2 separate regions of the Homo sapiens genome follow, and region 1 is linked to region 2. A link is a contact called in ENCODE Hi-C or POLR2A ChIA-PET data. All regions are on one chromosome and are shown on one strand. Each heading gives the region's core, a stretch centred on a gene start or an enhancer-like site at or near the end of the contact. The rest is flanking DNA. Distances are from core to core; before and after follow the strand shown. Region 1 overlaps LOC112267955 (a long non-coding RNA gene). Region 2 holds the start of LINC01016 (long intergenic non-protein coding RNA 1016).

Region 1 (3,463 bases), core at 765-3,264, 1.3 Mb after region 2:
CTCACCTGCCCGCTGCTCACCTCCTGCTATACAGCCCAGTCCCTAACAGACCACAGACAGGTACTGGTCTGGGGGTTGGGTACCCCAGACTTAAAGTGTCCAGTTTGATGAGTTTCCATAAATGCATACCCTTGTGTAAACACCACTATGATCAAGATACAGAACATTGATAAGAATATTTTTGAGATCCCTGCCACTTCTTTCAAGGAGTCCTTCATTTGCTATAAGAAAAAGATACATAAGAAAGATAGTCAACTCTACAATGCAGGAAAGCATAAGTTTCAATAATTAGCACAGGCTATGAGGGCCAGGGTATGGAGGGGGCAGCCTCTTGGGAAGTACCTGGTCCTAATGCCAATATACTTGGGACAGGAAGCTCTCCATCACCCAGAGAGAGCCAAGGCAGAGGCAGGCCAGGCACCACAAGACCTGCTTCTCCCAAAATATTTCACTGGCCTGAAATGCCACCATGAGTCACCCCTTTGGTTTAAAACATTTGCTAGTCCCTCTGAAATAGCCATATTAAAATGTACATAAATGACCCACAAGACAACCTTTGAGGTGTGTGGCAATTTTACCTCCACTGACATGTGCAGGTAAAATTGGTTATTGGATTCTGCTACCTCAGGAGAGGAGAGGGCAGCTGCTGGACTCCTCTCATCTCCTCATTTTTTAAAAAACCCCGTGAGAGAGTGATTTCCTTCTTTTAGGATGTCTCAAATCACTACACGGAGGCAAGCCCCATTTGAAAGCTTGTAACATCCATCCTAACCCCAAAAGAAGGGGGATTTTGTGAGAAGAATGAGTTCAGCAGGGATGTGGGAGAGGCCCAGCACAGGGGTGGGGGGGAATACCCAAAGTCCATGGTCATCAGGGGCATTGGGGCACTGAAGGTTAGGACTACAGGTGTTTCCCCCTGGAAAAGAAAAGACTGCAGAGGTAGGAGATTGCTGCCCTCAAATATCTGAAGGGTGGTCGTGAGGAAAGAGGACTGGAATAGTTTGATGTGACCTAGTTGGGAGTAGGGTGGGGAAAGCCAGAAGGCAGCAGGTTTTAGCTCAACGTGGGGAAGAACTTTCTTATGGTCAGAGTTACAGGCAAGGGAATGGGTTGCCCCAGGAAGTGGTAAGATCCCTGTCATTAAAGGTATGTAAGCTGAACCCAGACACCCCTTAGCAAGAATTCAAGCTCTTAGGTCCCTTCCATCACTGAAATTCTCTAATTTGTTGGTAATCTCATGGGTAGCCCTTAAGAAGCCCCAAACCAACAAATATTAGTTGAGCAATTGCTTTGTACAAGGCAGGATGGGGCTTGGACGCCAAGGCACAAAAGCCATGGCCTCTGGCCTCTATTTAGCTGGGCAGGTGGTATAGGGGCAGGGTGTGTTTAGAATCACAGAAAGGATAGAAAACACATACTTTTACATTTCAGAAGGAGGAGATCCTGCCAAGCGCTACAGTAGTCCAGGGAGGCTCCCAGGAGGAGGCAAGATGGGGGAACAAGCCCTGGGAGAGTCTTCAGAATTCAGACAGGTAGAAAGAAAGCAGAGGGTCCCATGACGGGGGAGGTAGGAAATGATGAGGTGCCAAGCTGGCTGGAAGGATGGAACATGAGGGAATAAACAGAAGTATTGGAGAGTGAGCTGAGGAGGCTGAGAGAAGATGGAGAGGAAACAGCTCTGGGAGGACCAGGAGGGGCACGAGTCCACAGAGGACAGGCAAGGCCCAGAGTGTGGCCTGGGGCCAAGGCATCACTGGGGCGCCGAGGGTGTGTGGGGTGGATTTCTCTCCCACCCCCAAATGTGCTGCAGACCACCAGGCACAGCGCCCCAAGAATGCCTCTCACCCCCTTCCCTCAGCTCCGCCATGGCCTTCGTCCCCCTTAGGGCAGTGAGCGCTGGAGAAAGACAGGAAAACCCACAAAAATCTTCCAAATAAGACAAATATGTAGTGCAGACAAAGGCCGCTTTGGGTGGGATGAGGTTTCGGTTGCTCCCCAGTGGGGCGGACCCGTCAAAGTGGCTTGTGGCCACAGAAAAAATGCGTCATCTCCTGCTCTGGGTGGGGGCTCGTTGTCTCAGCTACCCCCAAAGAAAGCCCAGGCTGGGGGTTCCCATGGCCGGGGAATTGGGTCCTCCAAGTCACCCACATGGCCCTGCTCACCCTTCAGCAGGGCATCCAGGCCTTCTCGGGGAACTGGGAGACCCACTTTGGGGTGTTGGTGGGGCTGTTTTAAGCTGTCCCCTTGCTGCAGCTCCCGGCCTTCCTGGTGTGTGGTGAGTCCCAGGGCATGGCTGGGGTGGGCGGCGCCTGTGCAGCCCCTTAGAACCTCATGAGAGTGTGAAGGGCCGAGAGTCAAGTGGTGTTTGCAATGGAAAAGTCAGGTGCCGCCAGAAGCACCTCATTAGGGACAGGGGTATAGGGGGTGATGGGAGGAGGCGAGGGCAGGCGCTTTCCTCTGCCGCCTGTCTCCCCAATCCCCTCCCCACTCCTACACCCCTCCAGGCTCCCAGGCCCCTAGGGTTCATTCCATTTCTGCTCCAGTTCCATGCCTGTTAATGGCCATTGTTCTGTGGAGAAAGACAAAAATGTTTTCAGTTTAGAGGCATTGTTTTGGACTTTCTCTCTGTGGGCCACGGGCCTGGATGGGAGGCCTCTTGGCAGAGTGGCCCCAGGCAAGGAGAGGTTGGTTGCACTGGGAGGTGGGGGTAGGGTAATGGGGGAGGAGGGCTGGATGAGAGGCTGAGTGGAGTCCTCCGTCTGTGCTGGGTGTGCATAGGGACAGCCCCCAAGAGAGGTCAGTCCCCTCCTGTCTTTGGCCTCCTCCTGGCCTCCAGTCCCATCCCAGCTATTTTGGCCCAGGCATAATTTTCTCTTTAGGCTCCCTGACTTTGGATGGGTGAGCAACTTTCTCTCTGTGGGCCTCAATTTCCTCATCTGTAAAATGAGAGGCTTCGAAGACTCTTCCTTGTTCTATGCCTCTGGACTCAACAGCTCAGTCACATGAACAGCCCCTTCTTTGCTCCAAGACTCCAGTGGTCAGAACCGGCCTAGAATTCGGGCAGTGGCCACCTAGGCAGCAGGCTTTGAGTGGAAAAGTACCTGCCCCTGGCACCATAAATGTCTTTGACTTACTTTGTGGTCTGGAATTCAATCACTAGAGATTCACTCTTTGGGGGCCTGTTTCAAATGCCATTTTCAATAAGTGGGGAGATAATTGCTAATACCTTCCAACACTGACTGAGAATAATCCTTTGCTTATATATTACTCTTCACAATGTTGAAATCGTTTTCAGCTATATGATCTCATTTGAGGCTGCAACAACCCAGGGATTAGCTGACCATTGAAGGGTTAAGATCCCACAAGCTGTGACTCAAGATAAGAACTTGGAAGCAGGTGGCCTCCTTCTAGGAATTACCTGTATTTTAACAAAGGAATATCTTGAGGATAAAAATAATCACAA
Region 2 (3,081 bases), core at 503-3,002:
CAATTGCATGGATCAAATGGTCCTGATGGTGCATAGAGCCTTAGGTTTGGAAAGAAGTGAAGGGCCTTGCCGCCTTGCTGGGGACTTGAGCCTCTCAGCCATTGGTGCTCTCTGGAGCTGCCCGCCCACCAGGGGCAATGGCCCTTGTTGGCCTCCAGGCCCCCTCCTTCCCTGGATGCTGTGCTGTTCTCCTCTTGGTCTTGTTTCATTGGCTGTGGCAGAAACTTTGGTCCCAACAAGGCCCAGGAAACAGACCCTAGCAAAGACCTGAGGCAACTGGGTGCCCCAGGACCACAGGAACTCATGTGTGCTGTGAGGGCTTTAAGAGCTTTGAAGTGGGGAGTCTCTGACGTGGATCAGGGCTATGGGTGCTGATGCTGTCAATAAGCCACACGCAAAGGTTGGGTCAATATGACTGCTTCTCAGACCCTCTTCGGAGGCAGACTCTCCCTCACCTGCCTGGCCAAATTCCCTCTGGGCAGAAGGACCCTAGGGAGCTTTTCCTGGCCCATGTGGCAGAGGCCCAGGCTCCCACTCAGACAATGACCCCTTGCTTTGCCCACTGAAAGAAGTCCCCAGAAGATGAGCTCTGTTACAAGCAGAACAGAAAAGAAACAGTGGGATTAGGGCTCCAAAAACCCTCCAGAACTATCAGAGAATTCTGGACAGTGGTCCCTGATGGCATCTGTGTTAGGGGCTGGGAACAAGAACCCCTCTCACAGGCACCTCTACAGGCGGGGTTAAGACTGTCAAATACTGGCCGAGGCCAAGGGAGACTCTGTCATGTCTGAGGCCATAGGCATGTTTTCTTCTGGACTTCAGCGAGAGGCAGAGCCCCCAGCCCCATGCAGTCACCTCAGCTCTGCCTGAGAAGAAGCGAGGGAAGCCCATTCCTCCCCATCAGTTGGCCTCTGGGGAGGCAAAGTCAAGTATGTGATGGTTCCTTACCTGTGCAGGGAAAATGGAACTTGGGAGTCAGCTGTCTGAAGGCATCACGCCTTGTATGACCCTTGCAAGCCCAAGCTACCTACCTGTTCCTGTACAGAAACCCTCCCTGGCCTCATCCTGTGGGTGGCAAACCCACATATTCAGTTATTGCTGTTTTCTTCCTTCCTTGGATACTTGTCTCCAATAAATATTTACAGTGGGACCCACAGATGAACCTTAGCCCCAAACATAAGATAGCTATGTCAAAAGGGGTCCTGGGACAGTGATACCCCAGGGGGGTCAGGCAAAAACAGAAGCAAGCCTCTTGGCCACCTCCTCCCTTAGCCTTCTGCGTAAAGATGGACTTGCAGGAGGAGAACACACCCTGCAACTACAGAACCTCATGGTACGGAACCACCAGGGGATCCTCGCCCACGGCCCTGGGTGGAATTGATGTTGGGAAGATAGATTAGTAGTGAGGCGCATCACCCCACTGTGACTCACCTTCTTCTGCCCCCACGCCTGTCCTTCAGACCATCTCCCTGCTGCGGCAGAGCCACTGAGTTCAGGGAGCAACTGTGGGCAGATGAAATTGGGCTGTGGTGGGTGTGGGAATCCCTGTGGACTTCCAAAAGCACTTCGGTTTCTGCCCTGCTTGGCGTGGTTCCAGAACCCAGGGTGGTGGCGAGGTGGGAGCTGGCAGAGCGCAGGGAAGAAGTTCCAGGATCAGAGCTCACCTTTCTGTTCTTCACCCTGATCTGTTCTTCCCTGATCAGTCCTCCCAGACTGCACTGGAGAGTGAGGCCTTTGCCTGTTCGGATTTGCTGCCTCGTGTGTTTCAAGCTGCCCACACTTCACAGGCTGCTTCGAAGCCCTCCCTACCCACCCCGTGAGAAACGCCCCTGGGGAGAGGCAGAGATGGGTCTTTTAGTCTTGCAGCCCTTGTTTGTTTAAAATGTCAGGCTGACTTCTTCTCAATCCCAGAAATATTTTACTGGCATGGCTTCAGCAAACATGACTCAAAGCCTAGAAGGACATGGCCAGATCTCACTGAGTGACCATTTAGTCCAACCTGAGGACTGATGTTAGGAGGAAAAATTCTTTCTCCAGGTCAAATTAGACTTCTGCAGATCAAATAGGATACCAAGAGAAGGAGGCACTTTGGCCAGGATGGGGAGGGGCTAAAGAGCAGGAAACAAGCTTGGGGCGAGCTGGAAATATGTGTAACACAGGCTTGTAGGAGCACAGGCTTCCAGTGGCAGGGAAATCTCCAATTGGGTGTGTAGTAAAGACTTAAACCTGTTAAAATAAATTGATTAGCCAAAGATCTCTGCTCAGTGCTCTTTAAACTCTAACATCTGTTCCCAGTAAATAATTCACATAGCAGATATTAACTAGGAGGCTTAAAAGGAGGAGATGGCAGCTTAAAACATGCACTGAGATGCCTCTTTGCCTAAGAAATGCACACCCAAACCCACACCCAGGTGTTAAGGAAAAAGTGCTGATGGTGCTGCTTCCTCCCTCTGTCCCTTGTTCCAGGCTGCACACCTGGTCCTACCCCTGTCCCTAGTAGGCTGGCATCTTCACAGCTCCTTCCTCCCACCCCAGGACAAGGGCCCCTGGAACACTGGCCCGCAGCCACAATAAGGGTGTCCATGGATTCCTAGGACTACAAGTGGTGGAAGGCAGCCCCTTCTCCAACCCTCCCTGTCACACATACACCCTCCCCTGCAGCAGGCAGACAGCTCTTGTTTGCTGAGGCTCTGCTGGAGTCCTCCTTACCTGTCCCTCACCAAGGGACAGATGCACCTCCGATAATGGGCAGAAGTTGGGTGTCAGTGATGGGAAGATTCTAGACCACTCCCTAGGAGATAGCCCCTTCTCTTCCCTTAAGCATCTCCCTCCCGACTTGGTTTTCTGGATATTCCAAGAATATCCTTTTCCTTGCCTCCTTTGCTCAGCAGTTTCCTGCGGAGTTCCAGTGTCTTCAGCAGATCACCATTGCTTTCAACTTTGGAAGGAGCAGGCCTTCTGGGGACACCCAAGACATTCCTGGGCAGAGTAGGTGGCTAGCTTCTCCAGGTAGGGCAGCCCAGCTCCTGTCTGCATGGAGTTGGAGCTGCCACCACCAGGCCTGGTCAGGGGCCCAGGGTA

What was found. A loop is a pair of places that touch in the nucleus more often than their neighbours do. ChIA-PET counts read pairs that join two places held with the same protein, here RNA polymerase II (POLR2A).
Region 1: a map of vagina shows a loop between it and region 2 (12-fold over the local background). The contact joins the enhancer-like site here to the promoter of LINC01016 in region 2. A Hi-C loop is called at or near these places in 1 of 168 maps with a recorded cell type or tissue (vagina). POLR2A ChIA-PET finds 5 or more read pairs at or near these places in 1 of 52 experiments (activated CD8-positive, alpha-beta memory T cell).

Annotation. Positions count from the first base shown.
Region 1 is chr6:35,190,042-35,193,504 of GRCh38, forward strand. LOC112267955 (a long non-coding RNA gene) reads right to left here. Exons shown (of 3, transcript XR_002956343.1): 3 at 2,467-2,569. Among named protein-coding and RNA genes, the nearest start is that of SCUBE3, 22 kb to the right of the region's middle. Within about 2 kb of position 2,015, at least 2 of the 41 ENCODE cell types and tissues checked have a DNase peak (open chromatin) inside an H3K27ac peak, as active enhancers do.
Region 2 is chr6:33,895,155-33,898,235 of GRCh38, forward strand. LINC01016 (long intergenic non-protein coding RNA 1016) reads right to left here and starts at 1,753. Exons shown (of 3, transcript NR_038989.1): 1 at 1,665-1,753. The region is part of intron 1 of LOC105375026 (a long non-coding RNA gene); the gene reads left to right.